Linked DNA regions of Mus musculus: all the other regions are linked to region 2. The links are chromatin loops, found by intact Hi-C in ENCODE. Cell type or tissue: heart. All regions are shown on one strand.

Evidence for each region. Peaks named below come from ENCODE experiments on the same cell type or tissue, not always from the same donor. Only the 100,000 strongest peaks of a DNase experiment are listed, where the experiment ranks them.
Region 1: a loop joins it to region 2, with 2.1 times the contacts of the local background. A loop is called at or near these places in 6 of 42 quality-filtered maps.
Region 3: it touches region 2 in a loop (2.9-fold over the local background); 6 of 42 quality-filtered maps call a loop at or near these places.

What each region holds. Positions count from the first base shown.
Region 1 is chr5:89,040,312-89,048,311 of GRCm38, forward strand. Slc4a4 (solute carrier family 4 (anion exchanger), member 4) reads left to right here. Exons shown (of 27, transcript NM_001359211.1): 6 at 5,902-6,081. Among named protein-coding and RNA genes, the nearest start is that of Slc4a4, 160 kb to the left of the region's middle. In heart, no CTCF peak of the experiment used is centred here; no DNase peak of the experiment used is centred here; H3K27ac peaks cover 496 bases.
Region 2 is chr5:88,925,727-88,933,726 of GRCm38, forward strand. All of the region lies in intron 1 of Slc4a4 (solute carrier family 4 (anion exchanger), member 4), which reads left to right. Among named protein-coding and RNA genes, the nearest start is that of Slc4a4, 42 kb to the left of the region's middle. In heart, CTCF peaks have their summits at 2,982 (motif pointing right) and 3,728; DNase peaks (open chromatin) are centred at 4,285, 5,047 and 7,935; H3K4me3 peaks cover 476 bases; H3K27ac peaks cover 2,694 bases.
Region 3 is chr5:88,978,046-88,986,045 of GRCm38, forward strand. All of the region lies in intron 3 of Slc4a4 (solute carrier family 4 (anion exchanger), member 4), which reads left to right. Among named protein-coding and RNA genes, the nearest start is that of Slc4a4, 95 kb to the left of the region's middle. In heart, no CTCF peak of the experiment used is centred here; no DNase peak of the experiment used is centred here; H3K27ac peaks cover 1,001 bases.

The sequences.
Region 1 (8,000 bases), 110 kb after region 2:
GTGTCAGGTTGACAATTGAAACTAGCTGTCACAATGTATCTTTCAGAGTTGTTGGGAGAATCAAGAAAAGTCATCAGACCTGCTGGGTTCATCAGACCCTAGTGTCATTAGCTATCTAGGTTTTCCTACATGCCACCTACAAGATTACGACATGAAGTCTGATTTGAATCTGGTATAGAGATGGTTGGAATTTCATGAACAGAAGAAAAACTTCCAAACACTATTGACTGAAGAGATGGAAGTATTGGAGCATTCATTCCTTCTTTTTATTGATCGATCGATTGACTGATTTTTGCTGGTCTCGGAGCTGATCAGCATGGTGATGAAAGTTTTAGACCTGAACTTCTTTGCAAAGCTGTCTTTGTGTTCTTCAGTCCCATACTGAACTACCTTTAAGAGTTCCTGATCCCAGCAAGTCCCTCACTGTGCATACACAGCAGAAGACAGAGGCCCACATTAAATCAGAGCCCCTTTAGCCAATAACCAAAAGGGAAGCTCTGACATCTGCTGCATGTAAGAAAGATTAAGTGATCGTTTGATGTTCTTGCTTAATTTCCCGTAACATTTTTTTTATTATCAGCTGCGGACTCTTTTCTAACCTCCATGAATTTACTTTGAACATTGTCATCCTGTGTTAAAATTAGACACCACTAGGTCACTTTGAGGTATCATCACTCACTAATATGTTTGCTTCACAGTCCCTGGGGCAAGGAGGCAGAGTGCCAGGGCTGTCATTCTGGAGCTGATAATTCAGAAAAACAGTTCAGAGCAAACCATACATCATGAGCAAAAGAAAGGGAGGAAATAAAAAGACCAGCTTTGCAGAGGAGAGTAAACAAGTATAACCTGATAACAGGACAAAAATCCTCTGGAAGAATACAAACCTATGGAGAATAAATTACAAACCACAGAAAACCTTTGCTTCATTTTAAACGACAGACGGCCGCTCGGTGCTGTGAGGTGCTGTAGGGATTAGTTCATTACTATTACAACCTTTTTCTTGCAGGGGATGAGGTAGGGATGCATATGCTGGTAATTCTCAACTGGCTGTTACTCTCTCATAAATATCATGATGGGTTTTCTCCCAATAGGCCAATTTTGCTTCAGAAAAGGGAGGAAATAAATAATAGAAAGTATGATTATATCCAGTAAACATGAGGGTGTTTCTCAGCCGTCTTTGTGGTCCATTTGCTATTGCCCCTCCTCATCCTCCTGAGAGGTAGAGCACCCACAGATCTTATGCCATGGCAAGCAGCTGCACAGGACTCAAGCCAGGCTCAGATGTCAGGTGTCATTCTTACAGTGAAATCAGCTTACCTGGGATTCTTTTCAGGACCTCTCTGTGCTTTTAATTTTTTTTTAAAAAAGAATCCCTTCTGTATTTTAATAGAAAAATTGTCTTTGAAGCATTACAGAGGATAAGACATAATTTCCAGGGATTATTTTAATAGGTTTATTATTAGCACTCCATTGTAATCCTACATTTAAAGGGTGTCACTCACATACAAAGTCAAGTTCATGGAAGATTCTTCCCTTCTTTTGTTTAAAAAAAGCTGTAATCCATTTCAGGTAATTAGCACAATGAGAAATGGATGAGCAAAATGTAGCTCTATTTTTGGAAAATATATATACATATGTGTATATATATACACACACACATATATATATACACATATACATACATACATATATATACACACACATATATGTACACACATACACACATATGTATACACACACACACACACACACATATATATATATATGTATATGTATATATATATATATATACACGTATATACATACATACATATGTGTACACACACACACACACCCTGAGCTCTGTGTGTTGGCAAATGTATGAGTTCTGCTGTTTTTTGTTGTTGTTTTTTTTTCCTTAAAAAAACTTTATATTTTCAAATTTGTATTTTTTTGTTCTTTCTAATCTTAAAATTGACATATATCCATTTAAATATGCTCCATCAATACTTTACTACAAAAATAAAACCTTCCCTAATTTTACCACAAAAATAAAATGTTTCCTAATCTAATTTTGTCTCAATATTTATCATCTCAATATTTTTCTTATGCTCTGTTTATGTGCATGTAACTTTGTCTTGAAGTGGAACTGTGGTACAGTGCATGTGTGTGCGCACATGTGAGTGTGTGGATGCCTGCCATGTGGAGGCTAGGGTAGGCTGTTGGGTATCTTCTTTGTCACTCTTTGTCTTATTGCCTTGAGGCAAGCTCCCTCCCTGAAGTTCCTTGAAACTCTCTGTGACAGTTAGGCCGCATGGCTGGCTAGTGAGTTCAGAAGGCCCACCTGTGTCCCCTTGTAATCTGAGGCTATAGGCCTGCACAGCCCTGTGCATATAATCTGGGGCTATAGGCCAGCACAACTATGGCATGTGTTTTACATTGGTGTCAGGACTTGAACTCAGGCCCCCATGTGGAGCAAATGCTCTTTACTGCTGAACCATCTCTCCAGCCTCAGGGTCCATCATTTTAATTGGTACTTGCTTAAAGATAAAAACATAAATATCAAAATTTCTGTCATTCTATAAATAAAAACAGGATAGCTGTAAAATTGCAATTTATTAGGCACTAGGTGACCTTGAAGGTTTTATTATCAAAAGAAATGAATATTTCTTTGTTTAGTTTAGCAAAATTATTTGATTAGTATAGAGTTCCAGTTGTAGAAAATTCAAAAGTTCTGAACATATTGAAAGATTTTGGTGTGCTTTTGTCAAGTGCCTTGGTCCTCGGTATTATCCCCAGGCAACGGCTATGGCAAAGGTCTTTCACACTGGGATAGATAATTTTGACAGACCTAACAAACGTCTAGTTACATTATCTTCATTAATTTTGAAGTTGAGAACTATGTATTTGGCCTTGTGTGTCTTTTTCCTAAAGGCTCGCTAGTGCCCTTAGCCGCTTTCCACAGTCTAAGCTTACCTTTCTGTTTGTCTGTCAAAGCTCTGCAGATATCACTTTGTTCTCTGCCTAGAGCTCGCTCTCTAGGACAATTTACCTTTGGCTCTTTTGAGGCAGAGTGTAGCTATGGAGTCCAGGCTTTGGACTCATGGGATCCATTGCTCATGCGGCCAGAAAGTCACAATCCTTCTACTTTAGCTTTTTGAATGCTAACATGGCAGCTGTACACCAGCCTGGTTGGTGGGCTTGCATTTTAAATACAGAAAATGCTGTGTCGAATGGGGAAAGATCTAGATGTGCATCAGAAAGCATGTTTCTGGTTGGGGTTCTGCCTTTTTAGTGAGTCTTTGGGGGCGCAGTCCCTTCTTCACCCCCTTTTTCCTCACTTGTGTAACAAGAGCTGAGCTGGAGGTCCCCCTAGGTTCTCCTCAGTTCTGTTCTGCATCTAGACTTGGCATAGTTTCTCACAGTTGGTAGTGTCTGTGGGATCTGAACTCTGAGCACTTAATTTCAGTAGAGTTGTAAAAGTAACTGCCCCCACTTTCCTTTGAAAAGGTTTTGCAGTTGATGCTTAAAGAGAGCCTATTATGCCACCATTTTTTTTTAAATGGAAACTTAATGAAGGCCATAAGCCACACAGATGTTTTAACCTGTCTAACTAGTGATTTCCAGGCATTAGTAACAAGAGGGCCGGCTGTGCATGCATATGCATTGGGAAGCCTTGCCAGGAAGGCTAGATAAGAAACTCTTTAATCCAGGATCCTGGCATCAGAGTGAGAGTCTGATAATGCTTGCTGCAGACATGCTCCGGCTGTTTATTTTTGTGGTCCTTCTGTAAATGGACTTTCCACATGGAACGGGTCTTGAAGGGAAAGTATAGGGCTGTGTTCTGAAGGCACCTAATTACTTGACTGTGGGACAGAGGGCTAATTGTACTTCTAGGGGTCACTCTGAGCGTTTTACTGAGTGCGGTTTGTGTGGTTAAAAATACTCAAGCTGAAGGCCACTTTCAAATCAAAACACTCACAAGAGAAACTTCCTGTCCCCTCTAGGTCCCTTTACCAAATGGTTCCCGTTCTGTACATTTATAGCATTTGTGCTGGGCAAATGATGGAAACTCCTTGATTTAGCCTCCGATTGCCTTACAAATGACTCCCTGTCCACTGTATAAATTGCTGGCTTCTAGACGTAGGTGGTGAGACTGTGTGCTCACTGTAAAGATGGACCAGTGAAGGTTCCGTGAGGCATCAGCAAGGTCCTGGAGACACCTCTAACTTTTCTTTAGGGCAGGATTCCATAGGATTGACTGACTGTGGTCCGACCACCCATTGATTTTCCTGTTAGAGTTTCAAATAAGAACAGGCTTTTGTACTTCCCCACCCAAGTACTTTCTCAAGGGCAAGCTATGCAGTAAGGTGCCCTGCCCTGCACATCACCCACAGATTCTGTGATGGAGGTGAATACTGGAATAGGATGGCCTTTATGTGTTTACCTGTGAGAAAGAAGCTATTTTCTGTTGGAACAGAATTTGTTGTCTAGCAGAACACTTTACAAATCATTGTTGCATGCCTCTATGTGTGTGTGTGTGTGTGTGTGTGTGAATGTGCATCCGTGTATCTGTGTGCTTCTGCATGTGTGTGCTCACCTGTGCGTGTAAGCGAGAATTGCTGTTGGGTATCTTTTTTACTTTCTAGCCACCTTATTTTTGAGATAACATCTCTCACTGAACCTGGATTGCCTTTGAGCTCCAGGGCGTTGCCTGTCTTCACCACATTTCCTCCTGTAAGAGGACACAGGTGGTTAACACTGCACCCAGCTTTTTATGTGGATGCTGTGACTCTGAAGTCACACCCTCCTGCATGCACAGCAAAACACTTTATCCTTTACTGCCTGAGCCATCTCGCTAGCCCCCAAAGCCACTTTCTTTTTAAAGTTAAAACAGTAAAGAAGAATAAATAGAATTTTTTTTATAACTAGGATATTTAAAATTTCTCAAAAATGGTCAGGTAGTATTTGAAATGATCAGTAGAATAGACTGATCAGGTTTTAGTTAGAGTTGACCAGGAAGATTTAATCCTACATCTTTGAAAGACTAGGGTATCAAAGAGCTAAAGGGGTCTGCAACCCTATAGGAGGAACAACAATATAAACTAACCAGTACCCCCTAGAGCTATGTCTCTAGCTGCATATGTAGCAGAGGATGGCCTAGTCGGCCATCAATGGGAAGAGAGGCCCTTGGTCTTGCTAAGATTATATGTCCCAGTACAGAGAAATGCCAGGGCCAGGAAGCGCAAGTGGGTGGGTTGGGGAGCAGGGTGGGGGGAGGGTATAGGGGGCTTTTGGAGAGGAAACTGGGAAAGGGGATAGCATTTGAAATGTAAATGAAGAGAATATCTAATAAAAAATTAAATAAAAAAATGAAAGACTAGGGTATGTATAATTTTATAGCTTAATCTTTTCTTCACTAGCTGTTCAAATGATCTGATATTGGAAAAGGTGTTTCAAAGAAAATATAACTTAGAAGAATTGGGAAGATAGACTTTAATAATCACTTTTCATGGTTTTACAATGTTCAACTTCTCTTCTTATCTTACATTTGACATTTCTGATTAATGTAATGCAGGGCATAAAAATTCGAATGTTACTTTTTAAAATTGAAAAATGCAAATTACTGACTAATCGTGTTACTCAAGGAAACTGTGATTTAGGGGATTCACCATAGCTAGGATATTAAAAAAAAAGACAGATTAAGACAATCCTACCTTTGTAAAGATCCAATTAAAGCTAGAATAGTTCTAATATTCTCATTAATGCCAGCATCCTGTCCCTTCCCATAAAGTGGGAAGCTGGGGTTTTTTTGAAGTAAGGCCTTGGAGTTAATTTGGTGATGACATCCACAAGGCTGGAGTGACAGTTCGCTGCATGGTTTGGTGACTGACACCCACTTTACTTTGTCTTTTGCATCAGAGATGATTGCAGACCACCAGATCGAGACAGGCCTACTGAAGCCTGACCTGAAGGATAAGGTCACCTATACTCTGCTCCGGAAACATCGACATCAAACCAAGAAATCCAACCTTCGGTCCCTGGCTGACATTGGGAAGACTGTCTCCAGTGCAAGTAGGATGTTTAGCAACCCTGATAATGGTAATGCAGAGCCAGTGGCTGCTGCTTCCTCTCTCTTTCTGTGTCACCTCACTCCATCTCTTCACACCCCCTACCCCTTATATTTCTTTTCTCAAGTTCACGCGCCATGGTCATTTCATGATCCTCGTAGTATAACTGGGTGTATGTGCAATCTTGTTGGAAGGGTTTCCCTGTTGCTGCAGGTTACAAAGCCTCAGTGCCTTGATTCTCTATGTGGGTCTATGCTGATGGACTGAAATGGTTCGCTTATAACTCCGAGGTGAAACAACTGAGTATTCCACACGAGTCAGCAAGCTTGTAGAGACTGTGACCTCAGAGAATATGCTTTTTTTTAAAGACTTATTTTTTAAGACTTATTTTATTGATATGAGTAGCTGTCTTCAGACACAGCAAAAGAGGGCATCAGATCCCATTACAGTTGGTTGTGAGCCACCATATGGTTGCTGGGAATTGAACTCAGGACCTCTGGAAGAGCAGTCAGTGCTCTTAACTGCTGAGTCATCTCTCCAGTGGAGTATGTCTTCAAGATGACTTGCAACAACTTGGAGGATCTAATTAGATAAGATAAATGCTTTGAAGTCTCAGATTACAGCATTTTGCAGCACAGCATCCCATTTTGGATGGGAGTCAGCTGTCTAGGTGGTCATCTTTCCAGTGTTAGATTCAATTTTCTTTTACTACTGGAAAAGGTAGTTGATATCGTGATAAACAACAGTCATACTCAGATGGGACAGTAATTACTAAAGATGGAATATTAACTTGTTATATAACAATGGGAAAGGTGCTATGTTCTTGTGATATTTATTTTAATGCATTTACCACAATTTCTTGCAAAGAGTCTATCTTATATGTCTATTTGTTGGGAGCAAATTTCCTGTTTGGGTGAAGGCCGAGAAGGGGGACGTGCATTACCATGAAGTGTGGGAGATGATGATGCAGTGGACAGAGTTGAGTAGGCTGGGTTGGTAGAACTGGCTCTACAACCCACCACCACATCTTCTTAGTACCAAGAAAGGGAAGAGAGGGAGAGAGTCTGTAACCTGGTGCAGTCACATGTACCTCTGTAATTTTATAGAATGTGGTCTCAGGCAGATGACAAGTTAAAGTGACTTTATAAACTGACTTTGACCCCAGCCAGTCCATATCTAGAAATGTGATTTTTTTCCCTCACTTCGTAATAAAAACCAATGGTTTGAAGACACATTACTATAAGCAAAATTTTATAGCTTTAAATCCAAAGAGTCTATAAAAATAATTAAGATATGAATGTTTTCAATAACATACATCCACAAGAGAGAGTGATTCAAGTTTAGAATACTGCTGGTATAGTTTGGTGTTACTCAGAGCATTGTGGTCTTCAGCTTTAAGTTTGAATTTAATTTTTCATGGACGGGCAGCACCATTGCTTACGCAGGTTGCTCTAACTCAGCTTACAAGCATTTTGTCTTAACCAGCACCTGTATTTGCAATCAGGACAGTTAAAAATCAGTCCTTCCTTTTTATCTTAGGCAACAGTCCTCTTTCTCATATGAAGTGTGATTCTAAGAGTTAAGTGGTTTTGTTTGCTTGCTTTAATTCATGGAATACCCTGTAATAGTATAAAGAAGTATGAAGATACAATGTTGCTGTAGGGGCTTGGCTGTGACCGCCAGGCTTAGCCACCTTCTCATGCGCCACAACGGAGCAGAGACTAGAAGCAGAAGAGCCTCAGCTGCCAATCTTTTGGAGAAGTTATTTAGATGTGAAATACAATGAATGAGCTAGGTTACTCTTTCTTCAGCTCTTTGTCCTATTGGTAGATCCTTCCATCGAGAGGACGTTGCACTTGCTTTCATTGTTCACCTCTCATCTGCTACACACACAGAGCAGAAAGCAAATGGGAAAGGGCAGGCAGTTCTCGTTCGGCTCTTCAAATGATC
Region 2 (8,000 bases):
GGAGGGGAAGCACTTCTGCTGATGTCAGTTCTGTGTGTCAGAGGTGACCAGGGCAGAGGCTATACCGGATCAGGTGCCATGTGGCTGACTCCCAACCTGGTGTCCTGAAAAAAAAAATCCCTGCTTTTGAGTCCCTACCCATCTGCCATCTTGAATCTAACCTGAGGTTAATATCCATGAATCTAAAGTAAATGTTGATAGAATCATAGACTGACATGAATGTCAATGTGATATGGCATTTACTTATTGGTGCAGCCAGTGGCCTATCTACTACAAATAACTAATCACGGACTGAGCTGAAATGTCTAGAGCTTAAGGTTTACTTTGGCATGTCAACTCTTTGTCCTACTTGCAAAGTAGCTGCCATGTAGCTTCTTGGTAGGTGTATTTGTACACATTGTGGGATTTTAACTCGTCCAGTTGCAGGTCTGAGGAGCAGGGCTGAGCCTCGCGCTGACTTCTTATGTGGCTTCTGGGTATCTGATGTGCTAATTAGAGAAGTACATCCCATGCAAGCTAGGGAAGGCAGTAGCTAAGGTGTGTGTGTGTGTGTGTGTGTGTGTGTGTGTGTGTGTGTGTATGTGTGTGTGTGTGTATGTCTGCTGAGCCTCTTCTTCTGGGTTGAGTAGCTTATAGTCAACAGGAAGGTCCTTATAAAGAAGAACCAATGAATGATACTCAAAAGGAGGTAGATGCTAAATTGTTTTATGAATGAGTGGGTTGGGAAGGAAAGCTTCGGATGCCAGTGGCACAAACTGGAACGTACTGGTGTGGGGAGATAGGAAGCTCACCATCCACTCTTGCTTTAAGACTAGCATTGTAGAGAGCTCCCTTGACTGGAAGGTGCCTTCTTCACATGATGGGCTTGCAGCTATGCCTATCTGTTTCCCCATCATTATACGTGGTAGCTTCCTTTCTCTCTTTTCTTTCCTTGGCTACTGGCTGTGGAGAATGGCCACTGAAGAGGAGGAAGGGACAGTAGAGGGACATGTCCACTGCTGTGCTTGGCCCTAACTTCTCTCGTGGAGCAGTACTACCTGTGTCATCTTGCCTGACTCCTATCTTAGGACCTTTCTATTCCCACCCCAAACTCCTCGAAGAGAGACAGTTCAGAGTTAAGGGTTTAGAGAGAAGCCTCTGTCTTCTGCCTGGCAGGAAAAATCTTAAGAAGACATTGAAAGAGCAGGTGCTTCAGGCAACATGAGACCCAGGAAGCCCATTAAACATTAAACGTGAGTGTAGACTGAGTCCGGGGAATGTCCTCAGCACCAGGCTGTCATTCTCTGGTTAGCATGGGTGTCCTTCCCAGCAGTCTCACCGATAGCATGCTATGTCCTTGCAGAGGACTCTCCCTTTGGATCCCAGTGGCTTTCTTATCCCTAGAGCCCATATGGACCTCTTGCCATTTCAGGCCTTGGCTTTTGTTAAATAGTCTGGTCCAGACTGTCAGAGCTCAGGTGGCAACCTGGGCACAGAGCTTGGGAGGCCCTGCCCCAACTTGGAGAAGATTCAAGGGGAGAGTTCAAAGGCACACATGCGAACCAACTCTCGTTGGGACGGATTTCTAGCCCTTGGTTTATGGATTATTCAGATCTTAGTATCTTATCTGGTTCCTACAAATTTCGTGTAGGAACATTACGATGAATTGGACTTGGTTATTTCAGGGACTTATTTAACCAGCATGAACTGCTGTAGGCTTCTTGGAAAGAGATGCTGAATGGGGTTTGTTCACTGTCCAAAGACACAGTTACTAAAGAGGTTACGCTCAGTGTCGCTCAATTCCATCTGCACCTAACCACCAAGCAAAATAATATGTCCAGGATGATAAGTGAATACATCTTAGTTGGAATTTTGACTCAGTTGTAGATTGGAAGGCATAGCTGAGGAGAAATAGAGAAATTACTTTTGGAGGACAAACCCTACACTTGGCCAGTTTTGCTCCATGTTGATTAGCGCTTTAGAAAACTATAGCATAACTTGTATTTCCACTTCTGGAGTTCAAGGAACTCTTCAGATCTACCCAGTTTTATTCGTCTTCTCCTCTCTCTGTCTGCAGTCTGTATGTTTTTATTATCTGTGTAGATCCATGTTCCTGTCACCATGGAGGATAAGATGCAGAGTTAAGCTGGGACCACATCCATTGCTGTACCACTCATTCATAGCCACCAACACTCCCGTCTCTAATCCCAAGAAACTTCAGGTCGGGTCCTTTATATGGAAAAGCTGTCATTCCAGAAGTGTTATGTAAATGAATTGTACAACATCTGAGTCTTTGTCTTAGCATAAGCCCCTATAGATACATTGTTTTAGTGTGTGAATCAGTGGCTTCTCCTTGCTTACCACTAAGCCATAGTCCATGATATGGATGAACTATAGCTTTTAAACCATAACCATTTGCCTATAGAAAGGTACTTGGGCCAGGTCTAGTTCTTAGCTATTAGGAATAAAGCTACCATGAACACTCACAGACAGGTTTCTGTATGAATGTAAGCTTTCATTTCTCCGGGACAAGTGTCCAAGAGTACAAAGGAACTTGTAAGGCAGTTTGTAAGTCTAGAATTATGTGCAGCATGCTCCTGCTCTGGGTTGCAGTTTTACTTTTACTTTAGCCTAAAATCTGATTTCATGTGGGGCCACGTTTCCCTGGCCCTCGGCCTGTGTCAATGACCAGGCTGATTAGGGAGCTCCTGAGTTGGGAGGGCGGCTTACTCTACATGTGACCTGTTGGTCTGTGGGAGACAAAGCTGTGATCAACCACGTTTGTCAGCTTTGCTGTGCCGATCTCTCTCTTCCTTTTCTTAATATATCTCTCCAGAGCTTCAGCACTGTGCATGGTTAAGCCAGTGACCACCGTTGTTCTTCCTCACTTCCTGTGGGGACACAAGGCCCCCCAGGGACCTCTGTGAACTTGGGAAGGGAATGGTTACAAACTTTCCTTCCTTCTCCTCTTGCCATCCATCGGCTGTAGTGAACACATGTTGCCAAAAGATGGCAGTGCACTTTACAGAGCTGAGATGGCTCTGTCACCCAGGACTCTGACAGCTGTATGTTGCTCTTTATATACACCTCGCAAATACGGACAGCACATTTTACAAAGTAACAAAAGCACCGATAAAAATGCTGTTGGTTAAAAAAAAAACAAAAAAACAAAAAACAAAAGAAAACATCGTGTTTGCAGCGAGCTTATAATAAAGAATGATTCTCTACCTCTTAGAAGTGAGGAGGACAGGGGAACATTGTTTAGGCATTTTTGTGCTGTTCTGGAGTAGAAATCTGTGGTGTGCTATGTTCTATCTTTTATCTGACTTAAGGTCAGCCAAAGAGCCGGGAGAGCCTAGTTTTGAGGTTTGAGCTTTGTGATACCTTTAGACTGTAAGCAAAATTCCCCAGCAACACTGTTCATAATTACCACAACAGCAATGGCTGATATAAAAGTCTTCACTCTCGGTATTTTTCCACGTTTTATACATATCTGTGCCTCAGGGCATGTGAGTGCAGAATTGTTTAGCATATGCTGGGTACAGAAAAGCTTCTATAAATGGAGAGGTGATGGGTTCATTGGATGTCATCAACAAACCAAATGGCGAGGATAGAATATAATGTTTAAATACAAGGTTAACTAATAAAATTGAAGCTGCGTGCACTGATTGAACCAGTGATGTCAAACTCTAGTTTGGACATGCTGACAGCCGGAGTCATTCTGCTCCCTGGTGCCACCTCTGGAAGCAGGCAGAAGTCCCTGACAACAGAGACTGTGGGGGAGATAGGCTGGCTCTGGATACCGCTGGCTGCCAGCTCTAGCACAGCCCCTCTATACTGTGGAGAGCATGCTGAGGTTAAAGTGTTCGTTCCACAAAATAGATGCCACAATCCGAGGACACGCAGCATAACTGTCATTCCCGGGGTGACAGGGAAACAGGTGGCTCCAACTCAGGCAGCAGCCTTTTTGCTAGTGCACCTCTTGGCAAAAGCCCCAGGCTAAGAGAGAACTGTGCTGCATGAAGTTCTAACTCTGAAACCAGATGCTGTTACCATAGAGACGAGTGAACTGCTACCGTGGGAGGCGCGATAGGGAAGCATGGGAGAGGGAGACAGGAGGGCAAGTGAGGCGAATCTAAAGGCTAGCATACCCGTAGACCTTCAACCTTTAACAGCCCTGGGACTAGCAGGCTGGTGCTCTTGAAGCTTGTGCGCTGGCGGCCTGCCACTTGCTGACTGGCTGAGTGGCAGCTGCTTGCGCTGTGAGTACTAGTCTGCGAGCACGTTGGCAGTTGGCAAGGGCTCAGGGGGGGTGGGATCTCAGAGGGCTGGAATGTGGATGGGTGCTCTGGGCCTAGTGGCTGACAGTTTTGCACAAATGTTTCTCGTGCCGGACTTAAGTCACCCTCACAGGCCTGCTCCGTGATTAGGACCGGCTGGTGAGAACCTGCCCATTTGGCAGATGATTTGACATGGGTTCCAGTTAAAGCATTTTGCTATCCCAGAAAAATGGAGATTTAGAACCCCCTCCCCCCACCTTTTCCCCTCACCATGGGTCTGGACTTGTATAGAAGGGGTTTAACTTCTCCAATCAGAGGCCATGTGATATGAAGCTTGCCCTCCCTCACCCCTGAGGCTGGTAAGGAGCTTCCAGAGCCACTCTGCATTTTGCCTCACGCTGGCTATGTGAGCAACAGTATGCTTCCTTCTCTGATTTCAGCAAATGCAGGGCACGTGCGAAGGACATTTTAAAGGACAGATTTGGGGGCCTGATTACGGACTGGATGAGTTAATTTCTTCCTAGTGATTTATAGAGGGAGGGGGGAACTGGTTAGGTCAGCCACTTTACATGGTATCTCTCTCTGTCTTACTAATAATAGCCAGCAACTGCTAAGAAATGTAAGGCTGAATAACTGATATTTGTCATGTAAAGAGGAGGGACTGCCTCTGCCCCGTGCAGAAGGCCAAAGGCATCAGGATGACTTTGCTCTTGAGGAAGAGGAACGCCGCCAGGCTGTGTGCTTTTGCCCTGTTTCACTCGCTCCTTTTTGGCAGAGAAGAGGCCTATTTGTGGGCATTCTGTATGAGCCGTCAGAGAAAACGAGGCTCTGATGACTTGCTATGTATAGTCTTGACGGGAATGTGAAATATGCACCAAAGAGCCAAGGAATGCACCCAGCGTGACCCCCACTCCGTGCTCAGACGGTGGGGTTGGGTTGTTTTCTCAACTTGGCCGGAGGGCTTGGGTGCTGACCTTTTTACCTTCCCTTCCAATCTCTTGGGTTTCTTGCTTCCCTTTTGCTTTACATGTGGCATATAATTTTTGGAACAAGCTTCGATATCTAGGTTTAGAAAATATATCAAGAGACAACAGGATGCTTTAAGATCCTGCCTGATGGATAAGAGGGTCCAAAATGGCGTCTACAGTCGGTTGTGTTGGACTCAGCATGCTGACTGACCTGGGGTTAGTTCTATTTTCCGGAGGGAGGATAAAAAAAAAAGTTAGGGTACATGCAGTGCTCTGGGATTCTGTCGTGCTTCTGAGGAGTTTAGGAAAATGTTCTCATTGCGACGTCCTCCTTATCTGTGTGCACAAATGCTGGGTAGCCGGTGGCTCCTTGCACTTTGGACTGTTCCCTGAGCACCAGAAGATGTCTTCGAGAAGGTAGACGTGGTTTGTGTGTCCCTGGTGTCTGGAAGTATGCAGGGTGCACAGTAGATACTCAGTTAATATTTACTCTCCTCCTCACTGGAGGAAGGTAAAAAACAGAAGAAGGAACAGACGAGCACCCTCTCTGTTCCTCTCTCCCCCAGCACCGAGAGTGGCCTGTTTCAAGGGGGTCTGTAATAGGCACCTGCATCCTCCCTATTGGCCAAATCCAACTTTGGCTTTCCCATCTCCGTCCTTCTCAGTTTTCCGGTGGGCTTGTCTGCTCTCTCTGACTTCCATGTCACCCGTGTCCAGCTTACACTGGTCTCACTGCCTGACTTGGGGATGTTGGTGTGTCTTAGCAGGTAGTCGCAGGTCCGCACCCTGATCCTACTTCTCTTTTCTGCATGCTGGCATCTGGTAACGACTCCAGCACCAGCTTGATGCATGGATTTTGCCGCATTTAGCAACAGCCCTGAGTCTCTAGTACCCGGCTCGGGCAGTTCTGATTGCATCAGCAACTTTTTTTTTTTTTCAGGATTCACATCTCAACCTTAAAAAGTGTCCAGAATGAAGTCTCCATGGCTTCCCAACACCCCGATTTTCACACAGTGCTCTTGGTTTTTGTGGTAGTTTACGAGTTTATCTTGTGCCCTAAGCATCTGTTTTCCACATCGCAGGTAGAGTGACCCTTTGGGAAGGGAAAACAGTTCATGCCGGCCTCCGTCTCACTGTTCTTCAGAGGCTTCCAGATGCCTTCAGCTCTGACTCCTTCTCCTGGCTTGCATGACCTGGCTCCTTCCACTTCCTGGACGGTGCTAAACTTTCCTATCCTAGGGTCTTGGCCCTTGTTTTCCCCTTTGCTTGGAAGGCTGTTGTACATTTTTCACACAGTGACTTTGCCCCTAGTTACGTCACTTCCTCAGAATCCTCACCGCACCACTGAGACAGCCTCTTGTGGGGTTTTACTCTCTGCAAAGCTTCCAGCGCCCTCTGAGATTATCTTGTCCCTCAGTTCGTCATTAGGTTGTTTTTTTTTTTTTTGTTTGTTTGTTTTTGTTTCTGTTTTTGTTTTTTTTTAAGGAACATTTTGTCTTATTTGTAGATTTGTTCCCCTCCCTCTCAAGAATAATAGGAATATAACAAGCTGTAATTAAATATTTGCTGAATCCATGAGTAACAGCTGTATTATTTAACCATCTCAAGAGTCTTAGGCTCAGAGAGATTGGGAAAATGACTTGATTTCTTAGCCTTTAAGGTAGCCCTTTCCCACCCATAATTCTACTGACTGGCCCATATCCTATTTTAATCATTTAGTTTTGAGTGCAGAGAAGAAAAGTATTCTGGCGGGTATCAGGATGAGCCTCGATGTCCAGGCTCTTGTCTGGAAGGAAGACTCTTGTAAGTCTTTCCAAAAGTAGTGAGCTCCTTCTGACCCACGTACTACCTGGGCCTCAATTCTGCTTAGTTTCTGAGATAAGACAAGATTGGAACGCATGGCTGTAGACCAGTAATGAGTTTCTTAATAAAAAGGAAGAAAGAAAAAGAAAAAAAGAAACTTATTAAACTTATTTTGTTTCAACTTATTTTGTTACAAATTACGTTGCAGAATTGCAGAATGCGATTATATGCGGGTGTTCACTCTATCCCCCTCCCCCTCCCGTTTCCCTCCTCCCCTGTGTGTGTGTGGTCAAGCACATGTATACATGCACATATGTGTAGTCAGCTTCTCTCCTTCTACCCTGTGGGTTCCAGGGATCAAACCCAGGTCATCAGGCTTGGAGGCAAGTATCTACCTGCTAAGACACCTCACTGGCCCGAGAAACACATTTACTAAAGTAGTATGTGCTAAGTTTGACCCTTCACTCAAATCTCAAAGAAACCAATGCAGAATTGGTATTATTCTATCAAAGCATTGTGAACTAGATATCATTACTCTAATTTTATACAAGGAAAAAAAAATCCCTGCAACTCAGGAAAGTTAAGTCCTTTGCTGCAGGTGGCATAACTATGAAGTGGTCAGATAGGATTTTTGCTTTTGCTTCTGATCTTTTTATGCAAAGGTGATTGCTTGGTAAGTGAGATATAGTCCTAAAATAGGAAGGGAAAAATGGAATTCAGTGCACCCCTGCCTAGATTGTAGCAAATATCTAAAGCACCAGAGCAAGTTATCAGGCAATATGGAAACAAGTTCAACCACAGCCAGTGCTTGAAGCACTTAACCAGATGTCTAGAATACAGAGTGAACATGTGGGTCTCTGGCAGACCTCATATACGGGATGACACAGAGCAGCTGTCCCCAGAGAAAGTTCTTTGTTACCAGACCCGCGCTACGCAAGCAGCAATTGAGCAGTCCAGGATTTCTTTCTGT
Region 3 (8,000 bases), 52 kb after region 2:
AAAACTATTAAGTTTGGAGAATTCTGTATATATTCTCTCTATAAATTCTTTGTCAGATATATAAGTTGCAAACATTTTACTCTTGGATATAGGTTATTCTTCACAGCTTTATTTAAGCACAATTAGCAAAGTTGTATAAATTAAAAAAATATAGTAGGATGTTTGTATATGCATATGTATTTCAAAAGGATTATCATAACAATGCCAGATAGGCTATTACCTTACCTAATTACTACTTTTGTTGTGTGTGGAATATTTAAGAACTACTTTATTTTTTTTTATTTATTGATTTATTTTTTTATTTTTTTAAAAATATTTTTATTATGTATTTTTCTCATTTACATTTCCAATGCTATCCCAAAAGTCCCCCATACCCTCCCCCCCACTCCCCTACCCACCTACTCCCACTTTTTGGCCCTGGCATTCCCCTGAATTGGGGCATATAAAGTTTGCAAGTCCAATGGGCCTCTCTTTCCAGTGATGGCCAACTAGGCCATCTTTTGATACATATGCAGCTAGAGTCAAGAGCTCAGGGGTACTGCTTAGTTCATAATGTTGTTCCACCTATAGGGTTGCAGATCCCTTTAGCTCCTTGGGTACTTTCTCTAGCTCCTCCATTGGGGGCCCTGTGATCCATGCAATAGCTGACTGTGAGCATCCACTTCTGTGTTTGCTAGGCTCCGGCATAGTCTCACAAGAGAGAGCTCTATCTGGGTCCTTTCAGCAAAATCTTGCTAGTGTGTGCAATGGTGTCAGCGTTTGGAAGCTGATTATGGGATGGATCTCCTGATATGGCAATCACTAGATGGTCCATCCTTTCGTCACAGCTCCAAACTTTGTCTCTGTAACTCCTTCCATGGGTGTTTTGTTCCCAATTCTAAGAAGGGGCAAAGTGTCCACACTTTGGTCTTCGTTCTTCTTGAGTTTCATGCGTTTAGCAAATTGTATCTTATATCTTAGGTATCCTAAGTTAAAAACTACTTTAAACCTGAACATTTGGACTCTCTGACAAGCATCTCCCTATGACCCCTACTTGCAAACTCCTGTGGCCGACATTCTATTCTTTGCTCTGTTGACTCTTAGATTTCCCATATGAGAGATTTTATTAGACTTGTCTTCTCTGGCTTGTTTTACTTAGCACAAGTTTCTTTCATGATATCTCAGTGGTAAGATTTTTCTCTGTTTTATGATTGAATAGTTTCTAGTTTACGTGTGTGTGTGTGTGTCTGTACATAAATGTATTTGTGTGAACACACCACAATTTATCCACTCATTGGTGCTGGACACGTTGGTTCTTCCCATGAGATAGTAGTTTTTATTGCCTTTGGATATACAGAAGTGGGATTTTAAATACCGTAGTGTCCAGTTTTCAACATCTGGAGGAATCTGTTACTTTCTATAATGGTTGCACCAATTTACATCTCATAAGAATGCTTGTGTTCTTTTCTAGACACATTTGTACATGTTCTTTCTATCTTTCTGCCATTCAAATGTCTTAAGGGTGTGTAGTAGGATCTTGCTGTGTTTGGCATTTCTTGGCTTACTTGTGCTATTGGGCACTTTTCATATACTTTGGGTTATGTCTTCCTGTACGTGAGCCAGTTTGGATCTGTTTATCTTCCCCCATTGCAACTGAGTTGCATGAGTTTCTCATATATTTTTTTGGATCTTACCCCATATCACATAGATGGCTTATAAGAATTTCCCTCTGTTCCAGAGGTTGCTTTTTGATTTTGTTGATTATTTTCTTTCCCATGCAGAAGCCTTTCAGCTTGACCCAGCCTTACTTGTTCACTGTTGCTTTTATTGCTTGATTTCTGGTGACTATCCAAGAACCACTGCCAGATCCAGTGTGACAGTGGGCCTTTCCTTACATTGTTTTCTAGGAGTGTCATAGCTTCTGCTCTCGAACTCAGTTGATTTCAAGTGACTCTTGTGAGGGTAGAAGTCAGGGTGGCAAATTCTTTTCTAGCCTGCAGCTCATCTTCACATTCTCTTAACAGATTCTCTGAAAAAGGAAGTTGTAAGCTTTGATGAAGTCCACTTTATCATTTCCACCTCCTTTTGTGGGTCACAGTTTTGCTTCTTGCCTATAACCTCTTAACTGGCATCTCTGGTCTTGAGGGTTCTCTCTTTTCTTATCATATCAGAGTTTTGGGAGTTGCCTGTGTGGCTCAGTGGGTCGAGTGCTTGCTTAGCATTCAGAAAGCCCTGGTCTGGGCTCTGTCTCCAGCCTTGCTTGCCCACTTTTGCTTTTGCTACCCGTAGCAGTAATCTATTACCGATGCTAACGAAATAGGAACTACTGATTTGTCTTGAACAATGTGTGACTTGGATGGTGGAGATGAGGAGACATTTGACTGATTTTCTTACTCTCGCCCCCTTTTGTGGTTGTTTCGATTTTCCAAATAAGATAGCTGTATAATACAAATGATTACTTTCTTATTTGTAAGACATGAATTTTTGCTTAGCAATTGGAGTTCTGAAAAAGAGTATTTGCTGCTTCTTCTTTCTTTCTTTTTTTAAAAACAAATATGTTTTAAAAACTTTAAATGTTTAGCTTATAGTCTACACAGAAAAGAAATAGAAGAATTTTCTGAATTCTTAGGAAGGGAAATGTAGTCATTGCTTTGATAAAATTACAAGGAGACTCCACGGGAAGCTCCCATTTAGCCAGTTCAGTATAGTATATGACAGTGGATGGGGTCGGAGTTCATGAGAAGAGCAGTCCTGACATTGATTGACACAGGTCAGAAACTATCAGAATCAGAATGAGGAAGAGGTCACCTGTGTCTTGTGCCTATACTTTTGAAACATACAAAGAAAGAGGAACAACTATATTTAAAGTTGATGTCTGACAATATTGAGTAGATTTATCTTATCCTTATATAATTTTATCGTGCACAAAATTTTATCGTGAAGTTAGCTGAGAATTCTATGCTACTCCGTGACTTTTATGATATCCCCAAACTGTTTATCTGTCCTAGTGTGCCATTAAACAGTTGCCAAGGCTCTGAACATTTGTGAATTTCAGTATTTCTTCCTCTTCCAGTCCTGCTTAGTGGTCTTAGATCTTTGAGTGAAAACTCTCTTTTTGTCTGTGTAAATACACTCTTTCATGGTGATAGTTCTTGGGCTACAGGGACAACGTGGGTCTGGAGTGTTTGCAGGGGTTAGAATGTGCACAGGGCTGACACAGTTGACTTACAAGGGATCTTCTCTTTCTTTCTCGTGGCAGAATGAGAGCTGCCTCAGTGGTGTCTTGACCTTTTCAGGTGAGAAGGCAGCAGAATGTTGGCAGAAGACAAGGGCAGGCCACCCTTCTCTCAGACATGTAAGCCCAGAGCCTCATTACCTCTGTTCCCAGGAAAGGAACTGTGAGCCTGTCCCAGGAGTGGCTTTGACTTAGTGTTATTGCTATATGACCCCCATGTTCTTTCCTTAAGTTGCATCACCTTGGAGATCACCAATATACACATTAAGGATTTATTGCCCTGTACAGAAATGGGAAATCAACTCAGATTGAGTCTGAAACTGATTACTTTCCTTCTACAAAATTTCCACTGGTTTTGTGTGCGGTCCAGTCCCTAGGAACCTCCCTGTAGAATTCAGTGTAAGCTGATCTCACGCTGGTCTACGGTGTCATCCGTTCTTACCCAAGTGCTTGGTGAGCTTTTTATAGTCCCCTCACTGCAGAGCCTCCCCCTTCTGCTTCCTCATTATGCTAAACGAGGAGACTGAAAGATCATTTTAGAATTTTCTCAGCGGTCTGCTTTCAGGAACTTAGCTGTTTCCCTTTTATTTATCTTGACTTCTGAAGTCTGTAAACTTCTGCTGGAACTGGCCCACAGTGATAAGAGTAACCAGAGAAGTTCTTGCAGTAGTGTGATGTCATAGGTAAAAAATAAGCCTATATCAGCTTTATTTCCCAGAATGGAAGTAGAGGGCTGCTATTTGTAATTTAGACCGGGGTCATCGTAACTCCTGTGCTCTCCACCCGTTCTTTCTTCTCTCTTAGTGGTGAGAAGGCTTGCTTTCTATCCTAGTTTTCCTTTCCTTCTTCCTTTCTTTGGGGGGAGGGGGAGGATTGTGGGGGGTAGAATTTAAATGCTAATGAAGTTCAAGAGCCAGCTGATCTCTGCTCTACTAAAGGAGAAATCTTTGCTATGGCTATCTGGACTGATCATAATTTATACTCCTAGGGCCAGAGAACTCATTGCTTCACATGGTGGCCCATTCCATTTGTAGAGGGTTTTAATTGCTAAAAAAAAAGCCTTCCCATATATTGACTCAAAGTTAGCCTTCTTGTGATTTTTTGACCCTTTGGTCTTAGTTGTGTGCTTACTGATTCAATTAATCCCTTTCCTACATAAAAGCCCTTGAAAATAAGAAAGAATTATAACATTTCTTCTCAGCCTTGGGTGACTTGATGGTTTTATGAGCTTCTATTTATTTCTCTTCTCCTGGGTCACTGCTAACGCTGTCAGAACAAACATTACTATTCCAAGCTGATGTTGAAGTCAGTCATTTCTCTTCTGACCATTCTAGCACAATGTAACTAACACCCATGCGTTTGGTTGTGGGTTCCTTTGCTCTTGAGATTCTTCTTGAATGCATGGTATCTGGATTCCTACACTTTCAGTGTCACTTCTTATCTCTAATTTATGCTTTTGTCCTAGTTAGGGTTTCTAATGCTCCGAGGAAACACCATGACCAAAATGCAAGTTGGGGAGGAAAGGGTTTATTCTGCTTGCACTTCCACATTGCTGTTCATCAACAAAGGATGTTATGCTAGGAACTCAAACAGGGCAGGAATGTGGAGGCAGGAGCTGATGCAGAGGCCATGGAGGGATGCTGCTTCCTGGATTGCTTTACATGGTGTACTTAGCCTTCTTTCTTTACAGAGCCCAAGCCCACCAGCCCAGAGATGGCACCACCCACAATAGGCTGGGCCCTCCCCCATCCATGACTAATGGAGAAAATGCCTTACAACTGGATCTTATGGAGGTCTTTTCTTAACCAAGGCTCCTTCCACTGTTGACTCCAGCTTCTGTTAAGGTGACACCCCAAACCAGCCAGTACAGCTGTCCTGTTCTCACCTCTAGTTTTCTGATGTCCCCTGCTTTGGTCACTTTGAATGTCCTCCTACAAACCTGCATCTTTCATTGACAGCCATCAGATTGATGTTCTCAAGGGAGATTGACCAGATCAGTGTGTAGCCATGAGCAGTAGGCCTTGGAATGCACTTTCCAGATGGTGTCCTGCAATGGGGGACCAGCAGACACACAATCCAACTATCCCCACTTCTCTACAGTACCTGGGTGTGGCCCCACTGACTCAGTTGTTAAATATCTCAATGTGGCAAGAAGATGCCATTCCTTTGTGTCAAAAGCTGTACTCCCTGTCAAGGATTTAATGCAGGATGCTGCTGAGTCAGTCAGGGGGATAAGGCTAGCTGTTTTGCTTAATAAGTTCATGTGAATGATGCGATCGTTTAATCAAAAGAGGAAATATACATAATTTCTTGACATAATAGGTTCTTTACAAACCCACCCCAGCTGTGCTTCTTATAGGTTGAAAAACTGCTGTGAGTGTAGCTGAGTGTTGTAGGCAGTGTCTGGGTGGGGATGGCGGCCACAAGCTCAAGTGTCTGGAGCCTCATACTGAGAAGGGCAGTTGTATTTAAGGCAAGTTCAGTGGAGGACGAGGCTCGGGAGCATCATGACCTGGAAGAATGCTGAGTTTCAGGCCCTACATGTCACATGGCACAGGCAGGCAGGCCAGCAAAGAGAGGAGCAAACCTGTGGAGCACTGGGAAAGCCACCTGCAACGTAATGACCAGCTATAAAACAATTAGTGTGTTAGCCTGCGAGACGTTACTGGGAAGGCGTATTTAAAGGAAAAGTTAAATATTGATTGCATTGAACTTTGTCTACTATATATTAAAATTGACTTGGATTACAATTTGGTGGGAGGAATCTTTTCCTTCCTATTTTCTGGCCTCCCCCCCCACCGCCCTCCATAGTGACAAAGTGCTAACCACACGGATTGTGACTTTCCTCAACACAACTTTGCAGCAGCAACTCTTAAATATAGGTGGACACTGGATTCACGTGATGGTCTTGTTTAAATTCAGACTTCTGTTTGTGATTTTTGCTTCTGTACGTTAGGGTGGAGTTCAAGGAGACTGTGTAAAAATGCCCAGTGTGCCTTGTATGGGGTCTTCTTGTTCAGAGATCAAGCCCTGAGCACCATTGGGCTAAAAAGGATAATGATTTTCTGCCTAGCTAATGGGTGCTGTGAGTCTATTGTTAAAGGATCATTTGCCTTGATGATTCGTTTTTCCTGGGACAGGTACCGCTTCCCTGTCCTCCTCCTGTTCTTCGAAGAGTTTTTATTTTTAATTATGTTTATGTGTGTTGTGTGTGTGTATATACTCACCCCCCCCCCCCCCCCCACACACACACAGAGTTCAGGTGTCTCTGGAGGCTGGAAGAGGAAACTGGATCATTTGTGGTTAGAGTTGCAGGTGGTTCTGAGCTGCCTGCCTTGAGGACTGGTGATGGAGCTTGGATGTGCTCTTAACTGCTGAGCCGTCTCTCCAGCCCCAAAGTGTCTCTTCTTGAGTTTCATTGGACTATGGAAACAATCAATGAAACTGGAATCATCGTAAGGAATTTCTGTAGCTTTGTGCAAAATTAGTTCAAATATTATGTGTTATCTTTGGTTACAGAATTGAGAAAACAGTTATCAGTAAGATAGAGAAACATGCCTTCTTCCATTTGCGCATAGCTGTCCCATGGAACAGCATCTTTTACTGACATTGCCTCAGTTCATCTTTATCACAATTTTGTGTGGTTAGTGTTGCTATTCTCTTCTCTTTTCAATCTTACAAAGGTCATAAAATGTAAATATCTTAACCTGTATAGTACTTAACCTGATAGTACTAAAAATTTAGGCAGGGATTTTTTTCCCCATTAATTAATTTATTTATTCACGTTACATCCCAATATCAGTTTCCCCTCACACATCTCCCCCTAACTTCCCCCTCTCCTTCTCCTCTGAGGCCCTCCCACCCTGGAACATCAAGTCACTGCACGACTAGACATATCATCTTCCACTGAGGCAAGACAAGGCAGCCCAGTTAGGAGAATAGAATCCACAGGCAGGTAACAGATTCAGGGATAGTCTTCCTCGAATGAATTAGGCAGGATTTATTACGTAACAGGAACTCTTTTTAATTCTAAAATTTATTCTCCCTTTGAGTCTTTATAAGAATAATGTGAGGTGAACATCATTTTTATTATGATTATGAGACTTATTATTTCTTTATGTTGGCCTTTGATGAAGTTAGGCAACCCATACTTCTCGAGGTCACACCTCTTGTCACTGGCAGAGCCAAGATTTGAACTAGGCTGGTCAGACAGACACCAGAGTTCATGCTCTCCGTCATGCTAGTGTGAAGGCAGATCGCCTGGACTGATTACAAACCTCTAATTAGATGTTTCTGTCCTAAAGTTGGTGTTTCTAGGCAAGTTACCAGTACACATTACAACAGGCTGCCAGTGTACATGCGTTGTACAAAGCTATGATTCCAGTTCACCCTAGAAATAAAGGAACAAAAGGATGTATCTGAAAGGACTCTTAGTACAGAAAACTAAAACCAAGTTACAGGACGTAGTTACACATTTTAGAAAACCTGGTAAAAACAGTGTTTTACACTTTACAGTTTGGGAACTAGGAAGGTTTACACGCGTGGTGGTGATAATATCAGCCTTTCTTCTCTGAGACACTCTGCTCGGTGATTGTTTCCGATCCCATTTATGGGATCGTGTTTCCATTACTAATACTAACTGGCACCTGACCTTTCGCTCTCTGCCCTCAGCTGTATTGTATCTGTAGCTTCAGTGTACAGTGTGGCCTTTGTGTTTTCAATCAGAAGTTGACTTTCATAAAAAACATTTGTAGTACTGTGTTCATGCTTTTCTGCCCATTGAGAG